4 separate regions of the Homo sapiens genome follow, and all the other regions are linked to region 1. Evidence: chromatin contacts called from ENCODE Hi-C or POLR2A ChIA-PET data. All regions are on one chromosome and are shown on one strand. Each heading gives the region's core, a stretch centred on a gene start or an enhancer-like site at or near the end of the contact. The rest is flanking DNA. Distances are from core to core; before and after follow the strand shown. Region 1 holds the start of ZNF263 (zinc finger protein 263). Region 2 has its middle 8.0 kb from the start of CLDN9. Region 3 holds the start of DNASE1 (deoxyribonuclease 1). Region 4 holds the start of TRAP1 (TNF receptor associated protein 1).

Region 1 (2,700 bases), core at 182-2,681:
GGCGTGGTGGTGGGCGCTTGTAATCCCGGCTACTCAGGAGGCTGAGGCAGGAGAATCGCTTGAACCCGGGAGGGGGAGGTTTCAGTGAGCCGAGACTGCGCCATTGCACTCCAGCCTGGGCAACAAGAGCGAAACTCCGTCTCGGAAAAAAAAAAAAAAGAAAAAAACTAAAATATCAGTACTCTTTTCACTTAGTCATCACAAACCCCTTTAATCCCATATTACCCTCTACTATCATGGTAGCCTCACCTTTGACGACAGACTAGCTGTGTGACCCAAGTAAATGACTTCAGTGCCACCACCTGTAGGAAGGGGCTGCTAATAGCATCTGCTTCATACTAACGTGTTTTCAGGATCGATCTGCATATAAACGCTCAATACACGGTAACTGATTGTCACATTCTATCCCAGGACGCTTCCATTTGCGGATCTCATGGCCCGGAGGACCTGGGCCGCCTCACAACTGGGCAGCCCCGCTCACCGACACAAAGCCCACAACCGCGCCCAATAGGGAATCGGCCCTGCGGCCCTCCTGCCACTCGCCCCCAACTATCACAGTCCACGGCGGAGCTGGAGGCAGATCCCGCCCTTGCAGGGCTGGGTAAGAGACTGAAACTTGGAGAATGAACTGCAGGCGCTGCACATCTCGGGCAGATTTAAAATTCGGTCTAAAATCGGAAGCAGGTGCCGCGAACCCAGACCCGAGCGCTCCTCTGGGACGTCCAGCCGCAGAAGCGAGCCCAAAGCCCAGCAGGGTTCTCCGCGGGACTCGGGGTTTCAGAACCGCCGGGCTCTTGGGCGCTCGCCCAGGGCGCACGCGCAGTCGCGAGGCCGCGCCGCGGACTGCATCTCCCAGCAGGCCCCGCGCAGCAGGCCACGCGGCGCCACTGACTGGGCGGGCGGCTAGCTCCCTGGCCTCCCCGACATGCCGAGGAGCCCCTGGCTTCCGGAGCCGACGAGGCCGCAGGGGCCAATGGGACCATCTTCAGCCAGCCCAGAGTAGCCGAAGCGGGTGGGGCCTGGCTTGGGAAAGGATTCATCCGGGGAAGCTGATTAACAATTCAGATTTCCGGGTCTCACCCCGACACTGACGCACTGGAGAGCGCGTGGCCCTGGGATCTGCGTTTTCCCAAGCGCTCCGGAGTAATTCTAACCCAGGTTGCCCGCCAGTCACAACGACCTCAGGCTTGTTTTCTTCGCTTGGATCCAGCTGCCCTGCCCCCAGTCACTCCCAGAATTTCAGGGCGCGCCCCGTGGCCCCGCCTCTCGTCTCCAATTGGTCCCTCGCTCATCCAGTCCCCGTAGGCCAATCTTCCCTTCTCATTGGTAGGCGGTGAGTGTGTGGAGAAACCTGACCTAATGGGCGCTGGAGTTCGCAAAACGTGACCCGGAAATTGGTCACGAGCAGGCGCCGTGGGCTTGTGGACGCCTAACTTGCGCGCTGAGATTTCCGGCGTGGGAGCAGAGGTCTGAGTCTTGCGTGGGTCCTCTATATAGGGTGAGAAGCGTGGCGCTCGGTTCCTGCCTCGGGGAAGTCCTGGCGCAGATGGGCCACGGGGCCGGCGTGGCGGCGCCTGGGACCGACTGAGGCCTAGGCGCCGGAGCCGGCCGCGCCTGGGCTGGAGCGGGGCTCCTCGGCCTGGACTGGGAGCCCCCGGCCCCGGGCTCCTGCTGGCGCCGTCCAACCTTACATGGGTTCAGGGCGCCTTCGTAGGCGGGCACGGCTGGTTTCGGGCTAAGGCGCTCTGGAGACCTGACGATGGCGTCGGGCCCGGGCTCCCAGGAACGGGAAGGGCTCCTGATAGTGAAGCTGGAGGAGGACTGCGCCTGGAGCCAGGAGCTGCCCCCACCTGACCCAGGACCGAGCCCCGAGGCCTCCCACTTGCGCTTCAGACGGTTCCGCTTCCAAGAGGCAGCTGGTCCCCGGGAAGCCCTCAGCCGGCTCCAAGAGCTTTGCCATGGGTGGCTTCGGCCTGAGATGCGCACGAAGGAGCAGATCTTGGAGCTGCTGGTGTTAGAGCAGTTCCTGACCATCCTGCCCCAGGAGATCCAGAGCAGGGTGCAGGAGCTGCATCCGGAGAGCGGCGAAGAAGCGGTGACCCTTGTGGAGGATATGCAGAGAGAGCTTGGGAGACTGAGACAACAGGTGAGAGAGAGAGAGAGCTGTTTTATCTGTGGTTTGTTTAGCCCTGAGCACTGGGACATTGCGCCCCCGGTCGAATTCAAGTAAATTGCCCTGAGTAGACCTTACGTGGGGAAGAGGACTTGTGATTTAACCTGGAACACTCATCCTCCAGATTTTCCCCCAAATGAACGAAAGCAGTGAAGAGTGCCCTGTTTCCACGCGGAGGCGGTGTCCCTGCAACAGTTAGTGTTAGCCATGGAGTTAGATCGCCAGCGTTCAAATCCTCAATCTGCTAGTACTAGCTTTGTTACTTTGGCAAGTTACTTGATCTCTTTCGGCCTGTTTTCCTATTCGTAAAATGAGGATATTAACATACTTTCTAGGGCTTAGAGGGAGAGCAGCATGTAAAGTTGTGAACACTACTAGCTTATGAGTGCTTAGTACTTGTTACCTGTTGTTATGTTAGGGTCCACGGTCTGGTCTTCTCTGCAAAGCTGGGCCTCCGTTAATTGTGAACTTTGAAAGATAATTTGGCACCGAGGCCCTGAGGTCATTGGTCCCCAGGGCTACCCCAA
Region 2 (2,700 bases), core at 60-2,559, 280 kb before region 1:
GGAGGCGGAGGTTGCAGCTGAGACTGCGCCAATGCACTCCAGCCTGGGGGATAGAGCGAGACTCCGTCTAAAAAAAATTTTTTTTTTAAATTTAAAGACCATAATAATTAGCCGGGTGTGGTGGCGTGCACCTGTAGTCCCGGCTACTTGGGGAGGCTGAGGCGGGAGAACTGCTTTAGTCCGGCAGGTCGAGGCTTCACTGAGCCAAGACCGCGCCACTGCAATGTAGCCTGGGCGCCAGAGTGAGGGGCTCAGTCCCCAAAAAAGCCACCTAAAAAACAAACAAAAAAAAAATTGGTGAGGCGCCGCGCCTCGGTGTCGCAGCGAATCCGCAGATCCTCAAGCCAGGTGGGGGCGCCCACTGCGCGTGTGCAGCGCCTGATAGCCAGGCTAGCTGAGGGCGGGGAGCAGCTGCGGCACCTGGGACACAGCGATTGGCTGGGACCAGGAGAGGGCGGGAAGAAGAACTTGGCGGAGCGCGCTCATATCTCTGATTGGCTGCCAAGGGTAGCCCTTGACAGCTGCCGGGTGGGACCCGTAGACCGCGAGCGCACTGGCCCGTGATTGGTTGGGGTGCGGCGGCGAGCATCTGCGATTGGCTGGGCCGCTCGGAGTGCGGCGCTTGGCCACCTCCCGAGGTACCAGGTCACGGCTGGCGGCGCGCTCTGGGGCCCTGGGCTGGCGGCCGCAACCGGGGTGGCGGCCGCAGCCAAGCTGGCGGCGCGGCTGCCCCGCTCCAGCTCGCACCCGCGGCTCGCCCGCGCCCGCGCCCACTCGCGATTGGGCCGGGCCCGCTCGACGCTGCCGCCCACCCCGCTGCCCCCGCCGTCCCTGCCGCACCCGCCGTTGCCCGGCCTGCCGCCCGGCCTGAGCCCCGGGCCGCCGACGCCCTCCGCTCTCGCCCTGGCCGAGCTGCCACCGCTGCCCGCGCTCCCGCTGCGGCCCGAGCCGCTGGCGCCCTGGGGCCCCGGCGCGCATCTGGCACTGCCCGAGCTGCCGCCCGAAGCCTGCTCACCCGCGCTCTCCGCCGCCGTGCTCGCACTGCAGGACCTGCCGCGCCTGCCCGCGCCCGCGCGCTCCGCCCGCGCTCCTACCGCTGCTTCCGCTGCCCGTGTCCGCCGTCGCCTCAGCCCCTGGGCCCGTGGGCGCGCTCGTCCGCCCGCCCCTGGTCTCCGAGCCGCCGCCGCATCCGCTTCCGCCGCTGCCCGCGCGACCCTCTCCCTTCAGCCTGCTGACGGCCCCCGAGACCCGCGACCCATGGCTGCTGTCCGCCTTTCCCCTGCCACCGCCCGTGCCCCTGTCCCCGCATTTCTTCCTGTCGCCGCCCTGCTGACCTGGCCCCTCCCGCGGCGGGTGAGTAGGCAGCCCCCGACAGGGCCAGTGCCCGTAGCCACCTTCCCCGGGCATGGATTCAGAGGACGGGGGTTAGAGCCCAGTTTGGGGAAGAGAGAAGGAGAATCGGAAGCAGCTCAGGTTTGGTAGAGAAAGGAGCGAGTCTGAAAATAGACTTGTCTAAAGATTCGGGTCTTCCATTTTCCCCTGCTGCCCTCCAGCAGGCCTCTTGCTAGGTTATTTGAGAATGTAACCCGTCCCCTGGGCTGATAACCTGGCTAGTGATCAGGGCAGCGGGCGGGGCCCACAGCACGTGTCCAAGGAAATGGGGATCAAGGGTATGAAAACAAAAGTTTAAAGTGCTGGGCCGGGCGCGGTGGCTCCCGCCTATAATCCCAGCACTTTGGGAGGCTGAGGCTGGCGGATCACCTGAGGTCAGGAGTTTGAGACCAGCCTGACCAACATGGAGAAACCCTGTCTCTACTAAAAATACAAAATTAGCCGGGCGTGGTGGCACATGCCTGTAATCCCAGCTACTCGGGAGGCTGAGGCAGGAGAATCGCTTGAACCCGGGAGGCGGAGGTTGGGGTGAGCCGAGATGGTGCCATTGCACTCCAGCCTAGGCAACAAGAGCTAAACTCCGTCTCAAAAAAAAAAAAAAAAGTTTAAAGTGCTTTAACTATATCCAAATATTTCATTTCTCTTATAAATAAAGGGTCTGGATGCCATGGCTAAGGCCATCCTCAGTGTATGGCTCTTGAAAATTCTGATCCTGCCGCAAAAGTCTTTTTTTTTTTTTTTTTTTTTTTGAGACGGAGTTTCGTTCTTGTTGCCCAGGCTGGAGTGCAATGGCATAATCTCGGCTCACCACAGCCTCCGCCTCCTGGGTTCAAGCGATTCTCCTGCCTCAGCCTCCTGAGTAGCTGAGTTTACAGGCATGCGCCACCACGCCCAGCTAATTTTCTATTTTTAGTAGAGACGGGGTTTCTCCATTTTGGTCAGGCTGGTCTCAAACTCCAGACCTCAGGTGATCCGCCCGTCTCCCAAACTGCTGGGATTACAGGCATAAGCCACTGCGCCCGGCCTTTGAAAAGTCTTCAGAAGTCAAATTTTCAACTGAAACAGATCCAGGGGTCGGGCTGGCTGTGCGCACCAGGGAAGCAGTGGTGGGGATCGATACTGGACCCAAGGGTCACATGCAAGGGCTGTGAAGTCATCCCCATGGGACAGGAGAGCTTCCCCCACCCCCACCCGGGCTGGGCCCTGAGAGGAAGCTCCTGTTCTCTCCAGCTTTGCCTGCACCCCACCTGCCAGTTTCTGTGCAGCCTCTACAACTTAATAAAGTTCTCTTTGTTCCCTAGGTGGCCT
Region 3 (2,700 bases), core at 130-2,629, 370 kb after region 1:
TCCGGAATTTTGAGAGGATCCATTTCTGTTATTTTAAGCAACCAAACTTGTGGTAGTTTCACCAGTCTCAGGAAATGAATACGAATGGAAAGTCAAAGATTCCAAGAAATGAGTGGCGGGGTGCGGTGGCTCACACTTGTAATCCCAGCATTTGCGGGAAGATTGCTTGGGCTCAGGACTTGGAGACCTTGTGTCTGTGAGAAACTTAAAAAATAGGCTGGGTGCGATGGCTCACGCCTGTAATCCCAGCACTTTGGGAGGCCGAGGCAGGCGGATCACAAGGTCACGAGTTTGAGACCAGTGTGACCAACATGGTGAAACCCTGTCTCTACTAAAAATACAAAAATTAGCCGGGTGTGGTGGTGCGTGCCTGTAATCCCAGCTACTCGGGAGGCTGAGGCAGAAGAATTGCTTGAACCCAGGAAGCAGAGGTTGCAGTGAGCCGAGATAGTATTACTGCACTCCAGGCTGGGCAGCAGAGCAAGATTCCGCCTCAAAAAAAAAAAAAAAAAAAAAAAAAAAAAAAAAAACTGAGCATGGTAGCATGCACCTGTGGTCCTGGCTACGCCGGAGGATTGCCTGAAGCCAGGAGTTCAAGACCAGTCTGGACAAAAGAGCAAGACCCCATCTCTACCAAAAAAATTTAAAAATTAGCCAGGCATGGTGCCGTACCCATAGTCTTAGCTACTCAGGAGGCTGAGGAGGGAGGATTATCTGAGCCCTGGCGGTTGAGGCTATAATGAGCCATGATTGTGCCACTGCACTCCAGCCTTGGCAACACAGTGTGAGACCCTGTCTCAAAAACAATAAAAACCCAAAACAAAAGAACCAAGAAATTACTGGACCTGAGGCCTGGCCTTTAGCTGCTGCCCTGCCCTTGTGACCTGGTCACTCGGGATCCCCTGGGCCTAAACACACAGCCTATTGTCTACCTCAAGAAGGCTCCCCACTGCTTGGCTGGCAATTGGGGTGGGCTTTGCAGGCCCCACCTGTCCTGGCCCCACGGCGCTGGTGCTGCAGGCCCCCACCACTGCTTGTTCCGAGCTCCCCAGCCTCCTGCAGAGTTGCCTGCACCTGATGGCGATGAATCAGGAAGGCAGGCGTGTCCTGGGCCACAGAGCAGTCATGGCTGTCAGCCACCAGGGGGCTCCATTTGCAACTTTGGATGTGGCTTTGGCCTCTTTGTCCAAAGTGACCTTGGGGCCCCCAGACAAGAGACAGGGAGACTGGAGCCCAGCCCCACCCTCCCGCACATACCTGGCCCATCCCTGCCCTATCCTGGAAGATGGGGGCCACCACACGTGCAAGGGACACGGGATAGGAACCTTTGGCCTTGTTATCAGACATTTTAAAACTAAGTGCAAACGTGATTATCAGGTGCAGTTTTTACAGCAGCAAGAAACCTGTGCTTACAGAAAGAAACACGTGCTAGCAACCCACCTATGCGGAAAGCCACACAGAGCCATTGTTTTCTGCACTCTCAGGTGACGGCTCACATTTGCCCCAGGGAAGGTCACAGCTGCCTGAACTTTTAAAACTCCCAGACACGCACTGCCTGTGCAGGATCCGGAGCCCAGCAGCACTGCCAGGGCCTTGAAGTGCTTCTTCAGAGACCTTTCTTCATAGACTACTTTTTTTTCTTTAAGCAGCAAAAGGAGAAAATTGTCATCAAAGGATATTCCAGATTCTTGACAGCATTCTCGTCATCTCTGAGGACATCACCATCATCTCAGGTGAGCACCAGGTGGAGTGCCTCTGGGTGACTGGCCGGTTTGGAGCAGGGAGGGAGGCTTAGAGTCTCATCCTCCAGCAGCGAGTGAGGCGGAGGCTCCAGCGTCCCTCCCGGGCGGGTTTTCTGGTGGATGGAGGAGTGACTCGGGGTCCTCTACGTGGTGCCAGCTGTTTGGCTTTCTGGACGTTGTAGGAAAGGGTTTCCCCCGCCTGCGTCCCCCTGACCTTGAGCTCCACCAGCCCCTGCCAGCTGGGCTCCAGAAGGCTGGAGTGCTGTGGCAGGGATGACGTCTCACTTCTGTTATGTCTCTGTGCCCTGTGCTCTCCCAGGATGAGGGGCATGAAGCTGCTGGGGGCGCTGCTGGCACTGGCGGCCCTACTGCAGGGGGCCGTGTCCCTGAAGATCGCAGCCTTCAACATCCAGACATTTGGGGAGACCAAGATGTCCAATGCCACCCTCGTCAGCTACATTGTGCAGGTGAGGCCAGGGCAGCCTCCCCCCAAAAGCAGAGGAGCTCTGGAGTCTAGGGCTGGTGGGCAGGGCCAGCCCTATGGAGCCACAGGGTGTCGGGTGTGGGGTACTGAGCACCACTGCTCCCAGCACGGTGGAACAGGCTCTTGGCTGTGGACCAAGGTCCTCATCCCTGCTGTGCTGTCCCTGGCTGGCAGCAGGAGCCCAGGCAGAAACATGAGGCTGCGGTTAAACCGAGCAATGCCACGAGCATCAGCTGTGGCTCCCTTTGTGGCGCTGTAGGGTCCCTGGGTGGCACCAGCCCTGCTCAGCACCACTGTGGCCCTGCCCCCAGATCCTGAGCCGCTATGACATCGCCCTGGTCCAGGAGGTCAGAGACAGCCACCTGACTGCCGTGGGGAAGCTGCTGGACAACCTCAATCAGTGGGTGACAGTGGCAGGGTCATAGGAAGGTGACATCTCGTCCACGGCACAGCCTCACTTCACTTGGGCCCCAA
Region 4 (2,700 bases), core at 2-2,501, 430 kb after region 1:
TTTGGACAATTTGGCAGTATCTGCTAACATTTCAAAAATGCATAGGCTCTGAAATATCAATTCTAAAATTCTAATTATGTAAGGCTAAAGAAATACCGCACGTGAACAAATATTTAAGTACTCACCCATTCTATGCAGCATTGTAATAAAAAGTAAAACCTGAAATAACCTTTATTGCGTCCACTAATAGGACAATGTTTAAACAAATGACACGTCCATCATACAGAATACTGTGTGGTCACTGGAAGGCACATGGACCTGTATACACTGACATGAAAAGATGTGGAAAGAATGCTGGGAGCGTTAAAATTTTCTGAAGTACAACGTAGCACAATGCATACATGGTTTAGGCTTTTTAGAATAAAAAATACTTATACGCAGACATTTATATTTACACGTATAACACTGTGTACAGCCCCGAAGCAATGCCGAAACTTTCACTGTTGTTACCTCCGAGTGGGGACTGGGAAAGCAGAGGTTAGGGTCGTTCTCTCTGTTTTACAAACATTTATTGGCGCATCCATCAATTCCAGGCCCCGAGGACACAGCTGCGTCAACGACATCGAGTCCACCTGCTCTGGGGACCCGGATGACTGCTATAGGTTTTGTTCACTGTGGCGTCCCCAGAACCTGCACGGCGCCGGGCACTGAGCGGGCGCTCACATGTGCGTCCAATGAACGAATTAACAAATGAACCCTCAGTGCGCTACTGGGAGGCGGGGAGGGGTAAAGCACGATCCATGGAACTAGCACGATCACCCCGAGTGAGTCCATTCCCCGCAACATGCACCCGCAAAGACTCCGCGCTCCGCAGCGGCTCCACCTGCACGTGCGCTACCTGACTGGACCGAAGCTCCAGGAGGGACGACCCCGCAGCCGCTCCGCCCGACCCCGCGACCCCCCAAGACCCAGCCTCCTTCAGGGCTCCCATGGGCGGGTGGCGAGGGGAGTCCAGCCGAGGAAAAGGCAGCCAAGCTGGAGCTGGCGAGGAGCGGAGCGAAAGTAAACGCGTCTGCCGCGCTTGGCCTCGCCGGACCTCCCACGCCTGTGAAGCAGGTGCCGGCGCCTCGCTCCCCGGAGCACAGGGACGTCCCTGCCGTCTCCGTGGCCCGGCCCGCCCGCTGCCCGTCCAGCCAGGACGCCCTCACCTCCCGGCACGGCCGCCAGCGCCGGCGCCCGCAGCAAAGGCCGCAGGCGGCGGCCCCACAGCAGCAGCGCCCGCAGCTCGCGCGCCATGTCGTACTCCCAGAGCGCCGCGCGCAGCCACGCGGGACCGTACACGATGGGAAGGGGCGGGACGGGGCTGCGCGGGGCGGGGCTTCCTCGGGCGCGGGGCGGTGACGTCACGGCGGGCGCCGGGCTGTCCGGGCAGCTGCCTGCTCGGGCGCGTGGCGGGGTACTACCCGTCTCGTGGACGGTCGGGCCTGGGGGTGGGACCTCCGTGACCTTGGATCGCGTTGTCAAGGGCGACGGGCCTTGCGCGCGGAGGTGGGGGAGGTGGCCCCGCCGCCCCCGGCCCACGCTGGCCGGCTGCGCCTAGCTGTGCGCATTCCTGGAATGGGGCGGATGTCAGTATCCACGCGAGGGTGTGGAGGCGACGCTGGGGAAGAAGCAGTTCCCGTGTCTGCGACCTTTGTGAATCCCGGCCATCCGTCTAGGCCGCTGCAAGTCTCTTGCAAACCAAGACTGGACAAAAAGCTAAAGCGAATGAGGAAGGGGATTCCAGGCTTGACTGGCTACTACTCCAAAACCTGAACCCAGTGACCAATACCACCAGGAAAACTGCGGTTATTCGTTTATTCCACTTCTCTTGTCCTTGTCGAGAAGAGTCAAACTCTAAAGTATTTAGAAGGTTATTCTGAGCCAAATATGAGTGTGCATGGAGGGAGGCACAGTCTCAAAAGGTCCTGAGAACTTGGCCCAAGGTGCTTGGGTTACAGCTTGCTTGGTTTTATACATTTTAGAGAGACATAAGACATCAGTCAATGCATGTAAGACATAGGTTGGTTCCGTGTGGAAAGGCAGGACAACTCAAAGGGTGAAATACTTAGAGGTCATAGGTGGATTCAGATACTTTCTGATTGGCAATTGGTTAAAAGAGTTGAGTTCTGGTTGGGCGCGGTGGCTCACGCCTGTAATCCTAGCACTTTGGGAGGCTGAGGTGGGCGGACTGCCTGCGGTCAGGAGTCCGAGACCAGCCTGGCCAACATGGTGAAAACCCATCATCTCTACTAAGATACAAAAAATTAGCTGGGCAAGGTGGCACGTGCCTGTAGTCCCAGCTCCTGGGGAGGCTGAGGCGGAAGAATAGCGTGAACCCGGGAGGCTGCGGTTGCAGTGAGCCGAGATCGTGCCACTTGCACTGCAGCCTGGGCGACAGAGCTGTGACTCCGTCTCAAAAAAAAAAAAAAAAGAAAACAAAAAAAAGAAAAAAAAGAGTTGAGTTATACAGACCTGGAATCAATAAAAAGAGTGTCTGGGTGAAGATAAGGGGTTGTGGGCACGAGCACGGTGACTCACACCTGTAATCCCAACACTTTGGGATGCCGAGGTGGGCGAATTGCTTGAGGTCAGGAGTTGGAGAGCAGCGTGGGCAACATGGTGAGACCCTGTCTGTACCAAACATACCTGTACCGGATGTGGTGGCGGAGGCCTGTAATCCCAGCTACAAGGGAGGCTGAGGTGGGTGGATTGCTTAAG

Evidence for each region. Hi-C counts contacts between places; a loop is a spot of excess contacts on that map. ChIA-PET counts read pairs that join two places held with the same protein, here RNA polymerase II (POLR2A). Pooled maps may share reads with other maps.
Region 2: a pooled map shows a loop between it and region 1 (9-fold over the local background). The contact joins the enhancer-like site here to the promoter of ZNF263 in region 1. A Hi-C loop is called at or near these places in 5 of 50 pooled maps. POLR2A ChIA-PET finds 5 or more read pairs at or near these places in 2 of 52 experiments (Caco-2 and activated T-cell).
Region 3: a loop to region 1 is called in a pooled map, with 3 times the contacts of the local background. The contact joins the promoter of DNASE1 here to the promoter of ZNF263 in region 1. A Hi-C loop is called at or near these places in 1 of 50 pooled maps. POLR2A ChIA-PET finds 5 or more read pairs at or near these places in 3 of 52 experiments (GM12878, H1 and PC-9).
Region 4: a loop to region 1 is called in a map with no recorded cell type, with 15 times the contacts of the local background. The contact joins the promoter of TRAP1 here to the promoter of ZNF263 in region 1. A Hi-C loop is called at or near these places in 3 of 37 single-sample maps with no recorded cell type and 6 of 50 pooled maps. POLR2A ChIA-PET finds 5 or more read pairs at or near these places in 2 of 52 experiments (CD4-positive, alpha-beta T cell and CD8-positive, alpha-beta memory T cell).

The regions. Positions count from the first base shown.
Region 1 is chr16:3,282,060-3,284,759 of GRCh38, forward strand. It overlaps ZNF263 (zinc finger protein 263), which reads left to right and starts at 1,432. Exons shown (of 6, transcript NM_005741.5): 1 at 1,432-2,146. The coding sequence starts at 1,760. RefSeq lists enhancers at 405-910, 1,021-1,210, 1,921-2,424 and a silencer at 1,581-1,740.
Region 2 is chr16:3,003,527-3,006,226 of GRCh38, forward strand. No RefSeq gene overlaps it. Among named protein-coding and RNA genes, the nearest start is that of CLDN9, 8.0 kb to the right of the region's middle. RefSeq lists enhancers at 237-1,195, 342-636, 2,442-2,700 and silencers at 301-594, 342-636, 581-680, 691-780. Within about 2 kb of position 1,310, at least 13 of the 41 ENCODE cell types and tissues checked have a DNase peak (open chromatin) inside an H3K27ac peak, as active enhancers do.
Region 3 is chr16:3,653,312-3,656,011 of GRCh38, forward strand. It overlaps DNASE1 (deoxyribonuclease 1), which reads left to right and starts at 1,380. Exons shown (of 9, transcript NM_005223.4): 1 at 1,380-1,733; 2 at 2,062-2,209; 3 at 2,538-2,626. The coding sequence starts at 2,063. LOC124903631 (a long non-coding RNA gene) reads right to left here. Exons shown (of 2, transcript XR_007064954.1): 2 at 1-2,700. RefSeq lists enhancers at 1,557-2,084, 2,085-2,612.
Region 4 is chr16:3,716,273-3,718,972 of GRCh38, forward strand. TRAP1 (TNF receptor associated protein 1) reads right to left here and starts at 1,252. Exons shown (of 18, transcript NM_016292.3): 1 at 1,149-1,252. The coding sequence starts at 1,236. RefSeq lists silencers at 853-972, 993-1,602.